Linked DNA regions of Homo sapiens: region 2 is linked to region 1. Evidence: read pairs that join two places in POLR2A ChIA-PET (ENCODE). Cell type or tissue: IMR-90. All regions are shown on one strand. Links, peaks and the distances in the headings refer to the core of each region. The heading gives the core; the rest is flanking DNA. Region 1 has its middle 10 kb from the start of COA1. Region 2 overlaps COA1 (cytochrome c oxidase assembly factor 1).

The links. ChIA-PET counts read pairs that join two places held together with the same protein. Peaks named below come from ENCODE experiments on the same cell type or tissue, not always from the same donor. Only the 100,000 strongest peaks of a DNase experiment are listed, where the experiment ranks them.
Region 2: POLR2A ChIA-PET joins it to region 1 with 16 read pairs; 9 of 35 experiments call an interaction of 5 or more read pairs at or near these places.

Annotation. Positions count from the first base shown.
Region 1 is chr7:43,735,292-43,743,691 of GRCh38, forward strand. No RefSeq gene overlaps it. Among named protein-coding and RNA genes, the nearest start is that of COA1, 10 kb to the left of the region's middle. RefSeq lists an enhancer at 338-817. In IMR-90, for the core only: no CTCF peak of the experiment used is centred there; no DNase peak of the experiment used is centred there; H3K27me3 peaks cover 607 bases.
Region 2 is chr7:43,643,528-43,651,771 of GRCh38, forward strand. It overlaps COA1 (cytochrome c oxidase assembly factor 1), which reads right to left. Exons shown (of 6, transcript NM_018224.4): 2 at 5,073-5,125; 3 at 4,008-4,107; 4 at 1,724-1,872. The coding sequence starts at 5,087. Among named protein-coding and RNA genes, the nearest start is that of STK17A, 65 kb to the left of the region's middle. RefSeq lists enhancers at 3,283-4,144, 3,293-3,412, 4,443-4,737, 5,007-5,868, 6,511-6,600. In IMR-90, for the core only: no CTCF peak of the experiment used is centred there; DNase peaks (open chromatin) are centred at 3,974, 4,694, 5,394, 7,164 and 1 weaker place; H3K4me3 peaks cover 535 bases; H3K27ac peaks cover 6,133 bases.

The sequences.
Region 1 (8,400 bases), core at 268-8,267:
TGCCTTCTAGGTCACTTCTCACAATGTCCCTTCAGCACCTGAGCGTATACCCGCTGGTTATTCCTAGGTTATATTAGTAATGCAACAAAGAATAATATTAAAAGCTAATGATTAATAATGTTTATAATAATGATTGATAATTGTCCATGATCATCTCTATATCTAATTTGTATTATGACTATTCTTATTCTAACTGTTTTCTTTATTATACTGAAACAGTTTGTGCCTTTAGTCTCTTGCCTTGTCACCTAGGTGATCCTCCGCCCACAAGACCAATAAAATTGGTAAACCTGTAGCTAAACTGATCAGTCAAAAGAAAGAGAGAGAGAACACAAATTACCAATATCAGGAATGAAAGAAGAGAAATCAGTAGAGATCAGTAGAGACATTAGAAGAAAAATAAGGAGTTCTGTTTCTAGTTAGAGCTGAGTACCTCCTATTGGACCAATCTTCCCATAGATAAAAACTAAAAGCTCTGGACCAAGTACAAAAAATAACTACCTAAAGGTACTGGAGAACACCCTAAGAAGGTAGATACCAGAGGGAAGTTGATGCTGGGAAGAAAGGAATGGGACCCAGGGGGTTTCCCATTGTCATGGGCTTTCTGCTTGAGGACAGGCCCCAGTTGTTACTCTCAATCTTACTGGCTTCAAAAACCAGAGTTTTTGATACATAGTGCATCTGGAAAGTGGGGGGAAATCCAAGAAAGGAAATCCCCCATAAAGGAAAGAAGTCAGAGAGAAGGCAAACCAAACTATTTGTATGTATGAGCTGCCCACATTTCTGGCTGACATCTGAAACATACATGTGTCAAACCTTTTGAGCCATCTAAGACTCAAAAACTGAAGGCCGGCCAGGCACAGTGACTCACTCCTATAAACCTAGCACTTTGGTAGGCCAAGGCAGGAGGATTGCTTGGAGCCAGGAGTTCAAGATCAGCCTAGGCAAGATAGCAGGACCTCATCTCTAAAAAAAAAAAATTTTTTTTATAGCCAAGCATGGTGGCACATGCCCATAGTCCCAGCTACAGATGTGAGGCTGAGGTGAGAGGATTGCTTGAGCCCAGGACTTTGAGGTTATAGTGAGCTATGATTGCATCATTGCATTCCAGCTAGAGCAACAGCGTGAGATAAGGAAGGAAGGAAGGAGGGAGGGAGGGAGGGCAAATTAACAATATCAGATATGAAAGAGGAGGAGTTATTACAGGTCCTGCAAACATTAAAAGTTCTGAAGATGGTATGACCTTCACAGATGTCCTGAAATGAAGCAAAAGGTTAAACTTTAACACCCCCACATTGTATATCAGCCACTCCAGGAGGGAACCACGACCAAGAATGAAACAGTTCTTTTTCACCGAGGCAGTTCCTGAAGGAAGCGCCTAAGCCAGTGGGGTAATGAGCATTTCATTCCTAGGCTGTGCACCGCAGCAACCACCATCCACCTATGAGAGGAAGGGAGGGAAATATTTGGAGAGAGTCTGATTAGATCTAAGATGTATCAGTAGCTCAACAAAAGAACAAGAAAAAAATTAATTAGGGAAAGCATCCTGGAAGATGTCCTAAAAAAATAGGATTTAGGCAATGGAAAAGAAGAGCATTTCCAGCCAAGGAAATATTGAGACAAAGCACAGAGTTACAAAAAGGAGGAGCTAATTTCTAAAATTATTGAAACTTTATGTGGATTTCCAAGAATCTTGTTTTTTTAAAAAAATTTATTTTGAAATAATTATAGATTCACAGGAAATTTAGGAGAAAAAATGTAAAGAGCAGTCCTGTGTACCCTTCACCCAGTATTCTGCAGTGGTAACATAGCTATACAACAGTGTTGAAACCAGTGATGGCAGTGACTGCTGCCATCATGGCGACTGCAGCCGGGAAGTATGGCTGGGACTGCACATGCCATGGAGCCAGTGGGACCCCTGCCCCTTCTGAGTTGGGACAGCTCTGAAACCTCAGCTGCAGACCCAGGTCTCCTCCTCTATGGAGCAGGCAGGAAACCTGCCCTCCTGGGCAGAGCTACAGCCACCCAAACTGCAGCTGTGGATCCGAGCTTCCCTGTGCTCTTGGGGGAGCCAGGAACAGGAAGGATCTGCCCTCCCAGGTGCAGCTGCAGCTGCCCATGCCCACGGCTGCAGACGTGGGCCTCCTGGCTCCAGGAAGCAGGCAGGAGCTGAGGATATGCAGGAGCCCTGCTCCGTCCAAGATGGCAGGGTGGGAACTCCCAGGTGCAGCTGTGGCTGCCCCCTTTCCTCCCCCAACCCCCAACATTCCTGCAGCCTTGGGGGTGTCTTATCCTGCTGCCTGGCCTCTCTCCACTCCTAGCACCTGCTCTGATCTCTGACTAGGGATTGAGGCCGAGCCCTAGGGCCATGAATGGCAGCAGGAGGCAGATTGATTCTTGGGCAGAAAAGGACAGGTCCCCAGTAAGGCCCCACCTTCAGGCCAGGGAGGGCCTAAAGACTGGGGGCCAGGCTGCCAGTCCCACCACTGGAGTGGGGACTCATGGTGCCTCTTCCGGGTGCCCATGGCTGCCCATGGACCAATCAGCCGGCCCTTCCTCCCCTCTGAGGTCCATAAAGCCCTGGGCTCAGCCAGAGCAGGGTAGAGGATGGCCAGAGGAGGAAGAGGACAGAGAGAGGGTGGGAGGACCAGCTGCAGAGAGGAGTACCCTCTCCACTGAGAGCTGCAGAGATGATCTGCTGGCAGAGAGGAGCCACCCTCTCTGGAAGAGCTTCAGAGACCTGCAGAGACATTCAAATGACTTGCCTACGGAGGGAAGCCACCATCTCCAGGGCCTTCTCTCTGCTGAGAGCCGAACACTCAATGAGAAGACCTGCCTACAGAGAGGAGCTACCCACTCCTCTGAACTATTCTAACACTAAATAAAACTCTTCTTCTTCACCCTTCACTTGCCTGCATACCTCATTCTTCCTGGACACAGGACAAGAACTCAGGCAAAGGCGCCTCGGCCACAGAGGTTTCTGACCAGAAAAGTTGACACCCCAGAGATCCTGTAACACCAGGAAGTTGACATTGGTACAATCCACAGAATTTATTCAGATTTCACCAGTTTTATATGCACATCTGTGTGTGTGTGTGTGTGTGTGTGTGTGTGTGTGTGTGTGTGTGTAGTTCTATGCAATTTTATCACATTTCTATTCATCTAACCATCACCCCAGTTAAGATTCCAAACAATTTCATCACAAGGATCCCTGCTACTTCCCTTTCATAGCCACAGTCAATTCCTGTCTTTCCTGCCAGACCCTCTCTGTAAGCCTTAGCAACCACTAATCTGTTCATCTCTGTAACTTTATGGCAAGTATGCCGTCTTTTCAGTTACGATATAGCTTTCATTACAGCCAATGTTACTTTGTGAGAAACTTAGTAGCATCTTCATCTTGGATTTTTAAAGCTTCTAATAAATTCCTTCATTTAGTAGTCAGATTATCCAAGACACTTTTACCAAGGTTATTGCAAACCTACTGTCACTAAATTTCTGTTCTCCAGTTCTTCCTCTTACTCTGAAAGATGATTTTTTCCAATGCTTTACAAAACAACTATGATGAGCAGATGTGAGTGATTTTACCTACTTTTTTTCTTTTTCTTTGGTTTTTTTTTTTTTTTTTTTTTTTGAGACAGGGTCTCACTTTGTCACCCAGGCTGGAGTGCAGTGGCAAGATCTTGGCTCACTGGAATCTGCACCTTCCGAGTTCAAGCTATTCTCCTGCCTCAGCCTCCCGAGTAGCTGGGATTACAGGTGCCCACGACCACGACAGGCTAATTTTTGTATTTTTAGTACAGACAGCATTTTCCCATGTTGTCCAGGCTGGTCTCGAACTCCTGACCTCAGGTGATCCACGCGCCTCGGCCTCCCAAAGTGCTGAGATTACAGGTGTGAGCCACCGCACAAGACTGGGTAATTTATAAGAAAATGGCTCACAGTTCTGCAAGCTATACAGGAAGCATAGTGCACCTGCTTCTGGGGAGGCTTCAGGGAGCTTTCAATCATGGCAGAAGGCAAAGGAGGAAGCTAGAGTCTTACATGGCAGGAGCAGGAGTAAGAGAGACAGTTGGAGGGAGGTGCTACACACTTTTAAACTACCAGATCTCTTGAGAACTATCACGAGGACAGCACCAAGAGAATGGTGCTAAACCATTCATGAGGAATCCACCCCCATGATCCAATCACCTCCCACCAGACCTCACATCCAATACTGAGGATTACAATTCAACATGAGATGATATACAAACTATATCACCATTCTACTGGAAGCAAAGTGGTATTTCATTGTGTTTTATATTTGCATTTCCTTGATGAGTACTGGTGTTGAGCATCTTTTCAAGTGCTTATATATATATCTCCTTTGGAGAAATGCCTGTGTAGATCCTTTACCCCTTTTTAAATTGGTCTCTTGGTCTTTTTTTAAAAATGAGTTGCAATACTTCTTTATATATTCTAGATACAAGTCCCTTATCAGATACATAATTTGCAAAAAAAATTAACTTATTCTATGAGTTGTCTTTTCACTTTCTTGATGGTGTTCTTTGAAGCACAAAAGATTACCAAAATTGATCACATTCTTTGTTATAAGAAAACATTTCCATAAAAGAAGTAGAGAATGTTATTAAGAAACTACTCCCCAAAAGCACCAGGCCTAAATAGTTTCATAGAAAAATTCTGCTGAACTTTCGAAGACCAAATAGTCCCAATGTTTTCTACATTATTCTAGAACATTGAAAAGGAAGAAAATCTTCTTAACTCCTTTTATAAAGCAAGTATAACACTGATACCAAACCAGATAAAGTCAGTGCTAAGAAAGAAAACTACAGGTCAATATCATGAATATTGATGCAGAAACATAAATATTAGCAAATGGAATCTAACAACACATTAAGAAAACAATGCACACCATGAATTAGTGGATTTATTCCAGGATGCAACATTGGTCCAATATCAAGAAAAATTCACATGGTTCTTTCCATAAATGATGAAAAAGCCTTTGATAAATTTTCATACCTTTTCATTATTTTTAAAAAAAAAAAACCTCTTAAGAAAAAAGGAATTGAAGGAGACTTTCCTAATATGACAATGTTTACACACATACGTACATATACACACACATTTTAGTTTTAAAGTCAATATCTTACTTAATGGGAAACACTAGAAGTATTTCCATTAGGATCAGAAACAAAGTAACTTTTCACCACAGAGAGAAATCCAATCAGTCAGAAGAATGAATAATGTATAAGTAACCCTATTTCTTTTTCTTTTTCTTTTTCTTTTTTCTTTTTCTTTTTTTTTTTTTTTTTTTAGGCAGGCTCTCACTCTGTCACCCAGGCTGGAGTACAATGGCACAATCTCGGCTCACTGCAACCGTCGCCTCCCAGGTTCAAGCGATTCTCGTGCCTCAGCCTCCCAAGTAGCTGGAACTATAGGCACATGCCACCACGCCTGACTAATTTTTGTATTTTTCGGTAGAGATGGGGTTTCACCGTGTTGGCCAGGCTGGTCTTGAACTCCTGGCCCCAAGTGATCTGCCAGTCTCGGCCTCCCAAAGTGCTGGGATTACAGATGTGAGCCACTGTGCTCAATCGTAACTATTTTTGTTTGTAGATGATATGATAGTAAAACCTGAAAACCCTCAGAGAAACAATGATAAAAATAACTCAAGTAGTGACATGACTTATTAAAAATGCAGGCCATAAAGTTAATATATGATGATCATATCATATATGCCTTCATAGACACAGACATTAAACAGAGGACTAAAAGGTAGAGAAAACCCTATTTATGATAGCAACAAAAAATATTAAATACTTGGATTGAATTTATCAAGAAATATGCAAAACCTACATGAGAAAGATTTTAAAACACCCTTGAAAGATACAAATACAGACTAGAACACCACCATTAAAAAAAAAAACCTCATTATAAAGATTTATAATGAGTTAATTTATAAATTCCCTAAGTTAATTTATAAATTCAACGCAATCTCAAAGAAATTACCAACAAGCTATTTTAGAGCATTAGACAAGTCAATACTTAAGTTTATATGGAAAAGCAGAGATTCCAGAGTTGCCAGGAAAACAATGAAAAAGAAAAATTGTGAGGGTAGCCTTATTAGATATTAAAACATACTATAAAGCTGCCATAATTAAAACAGTGATACAGGCACATGAATAGATAAGTAGATAAGTGGAATATTATGGAAAGCCTAGAAATAGACCCAAGTACTGTACATATGGAAATTTAGATAGAAGCCATCTCTCAAATCACTGAGGTAGACATTTTAATAAATGGTTCTGAGAAAACTAGGTAGTCACTTGGAAAAATGATAAAATCATATTCATACTTCACACAATAAACGAGAAGAAACTCCAAATGGATTAAGAATCTATATGTAAAAAATAAAACTATACAAGTAAGAGGGGAAAAAAAGACCATAGGTGAATTCCTATTACACTTTGGGGTAGGAAAAGGTTTTTAAAACTATGACTTCAAATCTAGAGGCATTAAAAGATGGATAAATTTGGCCAGGTGCAGTGGCTCATGCCTGTAATCCCAGCACTTTGGGAGGCTAAGGTGGGCAGATCATGAGGTCAGGAGTTGGAGACCAGCCTGGCCAACATGGTCAAACCCCATCTCTACTAAAAATACAAAAAATTAGCCAGGCATGGTGCCAGGCACCTGTAATCCCAGCTTCTCGGGAGGCTGAGGCAGGAGAATCGCTTGAACCTGGGAAGCAGAGGTTGTAGTGAGCTGAGACCATGCCACTGCACTCCAGCCTAGGCAACAGAGCAAGACTCCATCTCAAAAACAAACAACAACAACAAAAAAGATAAATTTGACAGAAAATTAAATTTTAAAATTTTGCATGACAAAAGCACCATAAACAAAATCTAAAGACAACTATTAAATGTAAGAAAATATTCAATTTGCAATATATCTTCTGGCTGGGTGCACAATATATTATGTGGCTGGGTGCAATATATGATGTAGGTGCAGCCACATGACGTATTGTAGGGCACTTTGGGAGGTTCAAGGGGGAGGATCATTTAAGGCCAGGAATCCAAGATCAGCCTAGGCAACATAGTGTGACCCCTTCTCTATAAAAAAAAAGAATTAAAAATTAGCCAGGCATGGTGACATGCACCTGTAGTCCCAAGGAGGCCAAGGCAGGAGGATCACTTGAGCCCAGGAATTCAAGGCTGCAGTAAGCTATGATCACATCACTGCACTCCAGTCTGGGTGACAAAGTAAGACCCTGTCTCCAAAAATAAAAATAAATATATCATGTAAAAATGACTAATATCCCTAATTTATAAAGAAATCTTGTCAGTTGAGGGACAAAGAGCCAAAAATCCAATACAAACTTGGAAAAAGACATGAACTGACAATTCACAATATAAAGGCCATGAAAAATATGAAAAAAAGTGTAAACTCATTCACTATAGAAAAATACAACTGACATAATACTTTACACTTAGGCAAAAATGTTAAAGTATGACAATACATCCTGTTGGTGAGGCTGTAGGGAAATAAACCTCATTGCTGGTGGATTTTCAAATTTGTGCAACTCTTCTGAAAGGGAATTTTGGCCATGTCTAACAAAGCTAATAGGTACTTTTTGGCACAGCCATCCTACTTCTGGGAATCTACTGTGAATATGCAACTTTAAGCTGTATATTATGAAATATGAAAATATACATCCATGAGCATTGTTTTTAATGCATAGCATTGGAAATAACCTAAATTCCCATTTTATAGGAAATAGGGGAAGAACAGAGAAAAGGAAACAGAGATGGAAAGTAATCCTCTGAAAATACCAAGTTTTATGGCTTTTATTTTGGAACCAAATATATGTTATACATAATTTAAAACAAAAATTTAAATTAAAAATACATTTAAACATCAAACTCTAAAAACAAAGGAAAAATGAAACAAATGAGACTAATTCTACATAAAGTTAGGACCAGGTGCACTGGCTAACACCTGTAATCCCAGCACCTGGGAAGCCAAGGTAAGCGGATTGCTTGAGTTCAGGAGTTCGAGACAAGCCTGGGAAACATGGTGAAACCCCGTCACTACTAAAAATACAAAAATTAGCCCAGTGTGGTGGTGCGCACCTGCATTCCCAGCTACTCAGAAGGCTGAGGCAGGAGGATTACTGGAATCTGGGAGGCGGAGGTTGCAGTGAGCCGAGATCATGCCACTGCACTCCTGCCTGTGTTACAGAGTGAGACTCTGTCTCAAAAAAAAAAAGCAAAAAAGAAAAGGTAGTGGTATAAACACTTGGAGAAAGATTATCATGTATTTATGGGTTTTTTTTCCTTTTCTTTTTTTTTTTTTTTTGAGACAGTCTCACTCTGTCACCTAGGCTAGAGTGCAATGTTTCAAGCT
Region 2 (8,244 bases), core at 245-8,244, 92 kb before region 1:
CCAGGATGTCCTCTCTCACGCAGTGTCGCTGCCGTCCTTCCACTCACGTCCATGCTGGACACTGGACCATCACCTCTGACCCACCCGCTCCTGATACATGACTGTTACCAAGTTCTGTCACTTGGATGCCACGATGGCTTCACATCCGTCTTTTGCTTCTCCAGGCCACACCTCTGGTTCATGCTCTCACCACTGCACACCAGTGTGGCCACATCTCTCTCCTAAAGATGGCTCCCCGTAGCCAGTCCCTGGGCATTACCAATCTACACAAATCCACCTTCTTTTAAAACCGAATATTTTAATCAGAATACCAGAGCATGAATTGCTTTTGTAGTTAGAAAAAAGTCTCATTAGAGCTGGGTCCATTAAGAACATACTAAAAATAACAAAAAATAATGTAGGTCGGATCACCTCACTCATCCTCCAAATACTTTACGGGCTTCTGCTGCCAGAGTCAAGCACACACCTTCCAAGATGACACTGTGGCCCCTGGTGGCCGCAGCCCCTCCTACCTGCCCACACCCACCTCGCCCACCTGTGCCTCCACTGCCGTATCACACTGACAGGCGACACAGTGATGAACTTTCCCAGGCATGCTGCTCCTCAGCCGGGTGTTCCTCTCCACCTTTCAAAGTCCTCACAGCCATCTCCCAGGCCTCGAGCCACTTCCCCTAGGCCTGCACAATAGTGACAGGGTTTCCCTCACCCTGTCTTACTCAGGAATTTTCAACTGTAAACCCCCAAAAGCCTTCTGCACCTCTATTCCCCACATAGCTTAGAATCATTTCTCAAACCAGAGCATATACTCAAAATATGTTTGTTAAACAGAACAAATGTGTTTTACATGCAAGTGAGTGTGATCAAGTACAAAAAGATAAGTTATAGCTAAAAAAATGGGTTGGTATTCTGTGGAAGCAATGTAAATAAATACACTTTAAAAATCAAAGTTTAAAGAGTTGGGTACATTTGAATGAGCACTGACTGGATATAGATGCATTTCTCTTTTTTTTTTAATTTTACAGACAATTTCACTCTGTCACCCAGGATGGAGTGCAGTGACATGATCATAACTCATTGCAGCCTCCAACTCCTGGGTTCAAGCGATCCTCCTGCTTCAGCCTCCTGGGTAGCTGGGATTATAGGTGTGCACTATCACGCCTGGCTAAATTATAGATAGATAGATTAGATAGATAGATAGATAGATAGATAGATAGATAGATAGATAGATAGATAGGCAGGCAGGCAGGCAGGCAGGCAGGCAGGCAGAGAGACAGAGAGAGAGAGAGAGAGAGAGAGAGAGAGAGAGACAGGGTCTTGCTGTGTTGCCCAGGCTGGTTTCAAACCCCAGGGCTCAAGCAATCCTCTTACCTCAGCCTCCCAAAGTGCTGAGAGCTATCAAAGCCAACATGGTAGCAAACCACCACTGGTCATTTCTCTACTACCTTCAATTCAAGATGGCGACATCAGCATACCCACTGCATTCCCTGCCACATCAATTCCCCAGAATGGAAGAAAAGTATACAGAAATATCTATAATATAAAATATATTTTATATAAACATTAAAATCCATAATAGAAAAACTTTTTTTAAAGGTGCCAAACCTAGCTTTACTTAGTGGATTTTCCCATCCCAAATCCTTAACTCCAGGACTTTCCAGGAGACAGTAGACTCTCCTCTCCTTCAGCAGGCACCAGCCTGCGGTTCGCAGGGAAAGCACATTACCTTGGCATCAACAATGTCCACGAAGTTTTCCCTGTCGATGAGCTTGAGATAATGGATGTTGAGAGGAGGGCCCAGAGCTTCCTGTGCCTCGGGATGGCTCTGCAGCTGCTCCACTGCCAACTTGTAATATAAAGCCCTGGAATGAAACTCTAAGGACGAAAGACACACTTATTTTCTTTATTGAACTTGGTCAGGTAGAATCTACTACACAGAAAATTAAATAATCCAACTGACGTACAGGGTAGAAACAGAAACGTGAAATCTGTGGATGGACGAATAATTAAGGCCATCTACTCTAAATTGTCCATTTTACAGACTCAAAAACCAAAGCACAGGCAGGCAGTGTTTTGCAGGGATGTGCAGATGACCTTGGGCCTTGACCTCATGCAGACCCTTTCTGCTTCACCTCATTTCTACCCTCACTCATTGCCTTATTTTGACACCTAAGAGGTTTGGTCAGCTCTTCTCTAAGTTTCCTCTCAAGTCTCTAAGTTTGCTCTAAAGTCCTACTATGATTCCATGACTTGTTCAAAGTGACACAGCTGGTCCATGGCAAAGCCGAGGCCAGAATCCATGATACCTGACTTCTCAACACTGCCTGTTCCACTAAGTTGAGACATAAAATAGAAAGACCACAACATTAACAACAAAACCCTCAGGCCTAGAAACAGGATATGAAAATGTTCATTCATCAAGATTTAAGCCAACATTTCAACTCAAACTGCTCTCAGTCTCAGGAATCCTTCTGAGCCCACAGGCTACCTGGGAACTCCGGGAAGCACCTCCCTGAAGCTGTAAGTTCTAATAATCAGCTGCCCAAAGGAGGGAGCAGAGGCAGGCTTCCCAAGCAGGGTGTTCAGTTTGGCCGCAGAAAGTGCTTCTCTTCTGAAGGTCCCATCACACTAATGAAGGGAAAGGTGACCTGACCCTGGAGAGGCCAAGGGAATCCCCCTCCTGGGCTGCTTCCCAGGAATAGGGATACAGGGAATACCACAGGCATGAACACGGTGCCAGCTATGATAGGAAAAGAAGGGACAGAAGCAGGGTCCAGACAGCTAATCTTTATTGAGTGATTTCTATGGCTAGGCACTGTTCTCAATATTCCACACATCTCACAATGTTCAACAGCTCTTGTGTTGTGAGATTCAATTCTCACCTCATACACAAGCACTAACATTACCACACATCACACCAATAAGGTAACTAATGCCCAGAAAGGTGACGGACTCCCCCATAAGGCCACATAGCTGGTCAAGAGCTGGAGCCGAGATTCAACCATTCAACCCAGGCAGTCGGCTGCAGTGCCCAGGTCTCACCGACTTAGCAGCCTCCTAAGGGAGAAAGGCTGTCACACCAGAAAGCTGAACCCTGACCCAAAAGTGCACCCATCCCTCTCATGTCCTGCCCCTGTCCCTTTGGCAGAGGGAAGAGGAGGCCAAATTATTCAGTCTGAATCATTCCTGGGAACGCTCATCTCAGGCCCCCTCCAGACTCTGCAACTCCACCAACTCTGCAGGATGGTGCAGAAAGGCTGGAGAGGACACTGGAGCCTGTCTGCTTGTCTGCTGGTGACACTCACATCCTGGGAAGAAGTGAAAATGTTGCAGAGTGGATGACGAGCCAAGCTGGGTGGGGATAAAGGAGCCTAAAAAAAGCCAGTCTAGAAAAAACTGCTGCCGCTTTGCCACCAGTAGCATTAAAATGACCTTAAATGTCCTGGCTGCTGACAGTAATTGTGGCCTGTCTTTACAAATTCAAATTTGAGTGCAGTGGGGCTGGAAGCGGCATCTGTCGGGATTTTGCCATCGTGGTCTCTGCTTTTATTTTCTGCCCCTGCCAGAGTTCCTTGCTCATGGTCCCTCCTCCATTAAATCAACAGCAGAGAATGAAAGTGCAAAAAAAGTCTGACAATGCTGGACGCACAGCCACAGCTTTCCCCACCTGTGAACCATCTGGTATTCCCCTTCCCTCTGTCCCTTCTTTATATAATCTCAGAATCTTGATGGAGCCCCTGTGTGTGCACTGGACTGAAAGCCCATCGTGCTTTGCTGGGCTTCTTATGCATATTAGTCCTGGTCCTTTTATTTGTACTCGTTGCTCCTGGAAAAACTGAGATTACAGGATACAGAGGAAGCTATAGCCAACGAAATGGTGGACTAGCCTTTAAAATCACCCTCTCCTCCTTTCTCTAATCTAAACAAAGCATCTCAAGTATTTCCTCTGATGGAGGAGCAGGAGCAGGCTAGGAGGAGGTCAGGCCGCAGGCGGCTAGCAGGATACTTACTTTGAATGAGGTAATACACAATGGCAAAGCCCCCGGCATAGAACACACCGTGGAAAAGGATCCTTGCTCCCAGAGGCATTGACCGCCTGCTTCCTGCATACTTAAAAACAAAAGATACAAATTTATTGTAGGATTCCCAGTTTTGTGCCAAGGGGATTTGCCCGGCTTGGACCCCTAAAGGAAAGAAGCATTAAGGAAGCCAGAAAGGAGGCCAGACCGCCCTCCCTCATTTGCTTCCTTTCCAAATGCCAGGGTTGGTTCTGAAGCCAAACTGAGTGCCCTCCTGAGGGTGCCCTCTCGAGAGTGGCCCATGTCCAGGACCCATGCTGTGGGGGCCCTGCCACCCCCAGCCAGCCCAGCACAGAGCGAGCATTCAGCCCACCATCCTGACAGACACAGCCCAGACTGTGTGCCAAGCCCCGCATGGCCAGGAAGCACAACCACTTTGTCTCAGGCCAACTGGTAAACAGGAAGCTTATCCTTTGTGGCAATGGCTGGTCCTGTAAGCCTGCGAATGGGCTGGAGCTGTCACTGGCTCCTTTCATATTTTGAAAAATGCACCACCCTTGGGATGAGGAAACTCTGGTTATGACTCAGGCTGAATGAACAGATGGAGGGATGCCAGCTCGGTAAATACAGCATACCATCCATCCACTCTTATAATATGTAAGAGTATCAAAATGAGTGTAAAGTTAATTACAGTAATGTGATCTGGGAAAAGTCATTTAGTTCTCATAATGAAAACGGTCAGAGCATCTCTGAAGAATGTATTAGTCAGATCTTGCTTAATTTGAAGAGAGCTCAACAGGGTGAGGCAGCCAGACTGGGTTATGGAGAGGTTCCCAGAGTGTTACAGCTTCCAACGCCAGCATGAGACACGAGAGAAAGACAGAGTGGGAAACAATGCAGAAAATGCCCATCCCTCCTGTGAAGTTAAAGCACAAGTGAACCCTAAAGACCAGGAGAAGCCCATAACTATTCAGGGAGTGACTTTCTTCTATTGTCTAACTCGAGAATACCCTGGCAGGTTCTAGTGGGGAACTTGGCCCTGGAACATTCCATTACCTTTTGCCACATCATAGCACAACTCTCTTGAAAATCATCAAAGGCAAGTTGTCCTGCAATTAGAAAAGATTTTACATTAAAATCATATTTTTAAAGCCCAGTTCTCTCTAGTCTCATACAGCCAAGATTTATTACCAACCCAAGCTTTAGAACACGAACAAGAAGTTAAAATTAAACTCTAAAACAAGCCTTGTCTGTGAAAGGCCCTGGTTTTTCCCCCTTCTGCTGCCAAATTAGGAAGAAAAAACAAAGCCTGCGGGTTTCCTGTCTGTGTCCTATGTAGTTTTTGTTACAGCAACCAAAGAACCGGTGTGCACAAGGGAGAACCGCAGACAGCAAGTGCTTTGACCACAGCACAAACACAGGGCCAATCAACAGGAGGCTGGACCTGCAGAAGCAAGATGCTAGCAATAAAAGCTGTACGTGACAGAGTGAAAACAGCACTTCAGAGTTAAAAAGAAACAATAGTACAGTAAACTTATACATGGACTTTAACAATATTGATAATACCTAATACTTCTGTCTCTGACTATTATGTGTCTTGTACTATTCTAAGCACTTTATATAATTCATTTAATTCTCACAACCCTTTGAAGTAGGAACTATTATCATCACGCTCATTTTGCAGATGAGTAAACTGAGGCACAGAAAGGTTAAGTAACATGCCCAAAGGTGCACTAATAAGTGAATAAGTGGTAGAACTGGGATTCAAATTCATGCAGTCTGGCTCCAGCATCTGCTCTTTCAACCACTGTGGTACACGAGCTTTAAGATATCTAATTAAAGCAATATTGAAATGTGAAAACAAACAGTGTCTCTGAGCTAAAATATATTCTTACTGTTCAGTGTAAAAGTCCTTGGCAGGCATGCCTTTCCTGCTATTTTTCCAGACAAGGTGGATACATATTTGTACCTTCATTCCTTCTTTTGTTTAGCAAACGGTTACTGAGGGTCTGATCTGGTCAGACAGTAAGAATATAAAAACAGTATCAAGATATAAGGAATTTTCCTTGGTCCTGAGGGGAATACAGACAATTAAACAAATAATTATAACATAGATCTATCACATGCAACTGCACGGCTATGCACTGCACAACCCTTGTAGGGCACCATGCACATTAGAGAAATCAAAGATTTGTATCTTTATTAAGACAGTTTGCCAACAGTTGGAAGTACTATAAAGTATCTTGAAGAAGGGATGGGGATGGTTGTCTTTTTCTAATTTGCACAAAGGTGCCTTTGGGCTAGCAGCAGCCTGGTTAGTGCAACCAGACATATGCACCAAGAGAGGAAGTAACACTCAGGAAGTGGTCAACCTTGCTGCAGGGCATCAGCGGAGGTTTCACAGAGGAAGTTTACCTTGAGAAGAGAAAGGTGAAAAGAGCAGAACAGCTTCAAATCCAGGAAATGACAAACAAAGGCAGAGTGAGCAGAAACAAGAACTGCTGAAGTGTAAAGCGCAGGAGAGAAGCCACAGGAAGCATGTCCAGAAATGGAGGGGTGAGAGCATAGTGGGTGATTACTGCTAAGAAAGACCCTCGACCCTGAGCTGTCGGACTCTGCAGATGAGGGGCTACAGAAAAATCTCTCTGGGACAGGGGTGGGCAGATGGGGGAGAGAAGGCAATGCAGCAGGACTGCCAGAGGACACCAAAGCCCAGAGCTAAGACCAAGGTAGCAAGTGTGCCGCAAAAGGGTGGTTTCTTAAAATACTTAGGATGGGTCTTATTTATTTACTTATTTTTATACTTGCTCATTCCAAAAAGGATGATGGAGCTAACAAAGATACATACTTTAGAAGAAAAGAAAATAGGTAAGGAAATGAAGATAAATGAAAAATAATATTCAGAAAAGAAATAAGGCTGAAATAAAGTTAGAGCACAATAGGACATACTGTCATTCACTAGGCATTTCCTCAAGGTGCCACATATTTGACACGGCTTCCTATCTGCTCAATAGACAGGGAAGCTTGAGGAGCTACAAGGTCCAGAGTGTCCGTGGGGAAAGGCAAACCTGCCGCTGAGTTGGAAGACAACAGCTGCTAACACACGAAGCCTCAGAAAGCCCTCGCCAGGACTCAGAGATTCTCTCGAGTGACTCGTGTGGCAAACATCCTGTATTAAAAACAAGATAACAAAAATAAAAAGTTCCCAACTTCCAAATGACTATGTTTTATAACATCCAACTCTGAAAGCCACATTCATACTCCCCCACCACCAAAAAAAAAAAAAAACAGAAGAATTATTTTACAAGCAGCCGAAAGAGTGAGGACTCAAGAGTGCTCAGGCAGTGAGGATCAACCAAGTCTCCCCAGAGCCCTTCCACGTCAAAGCAGGGGTTGGGGTGTGAGTGGTGGGCAGGAAATGGGTTCAGGGGTCAGTGGGGGGCAGCAGGGGCTCCTTTTCAACTAGCTTCAGTTTACCTGCCCCTTCAGCTGCCTTTCAAAGAGTGTTAGGTAGCCCCCGACCTCACAAAAAAACAAATATTCAAAAAGGCACTGTAGAGGAATAGATGGAGTTTAGGCTAACTGCACGAATATTACCTCTTAGAACTAGTCTTCTAGTAAGAAGTGAAAATTTAAAAATGTGATGTGCCATTCTCTGCAATAAACTCAAGTTCAATCAGTCTACTACATTGCCAAATAAGGGCAGATTTACTTGCTTAACTGTTCGCCAAAAGGCAAGGGTTGCATCTGTATTGAAAATCAAGGAACTTGTTAGCCACAGGAAGGTGGCACAAAGCACTGGCCAAGGTCTCTGAGGAAAGCAGTCTTAACTCTGCTCTGATACACAAAGGGGTGACTTTGGCCTCCAAAGGCAAATAGTTTATAAACCTTTTCCAAAGTACTAAACCCTTTCTAGAGTCAAAGCACAGTCTGCTAAACGGATGCAGCAGCTGCTCAAGCTGGCACAGGCTGGAGGATCCTCCTGTCAGCCTCCCCTCAGCCAGGACCAGAGGAAGCATCACCAGGCGGATCAACAGAACAGCCAGGGAGTTCAAGCCATAGACAGGATCCCACAAGGCAAGGGTGGAAGCAGGAAGGTGGTGCAACTTCAACCTGGGAAGCACATCAGAATCACAGGAAGAGCTTAAAAAAAAAAAAAAAAAAAAAAACAGGCCAGGTGCGGTGGCTCACGCCTGTAATCCCCACCTTTCAGGAGGCCAAGACAGGA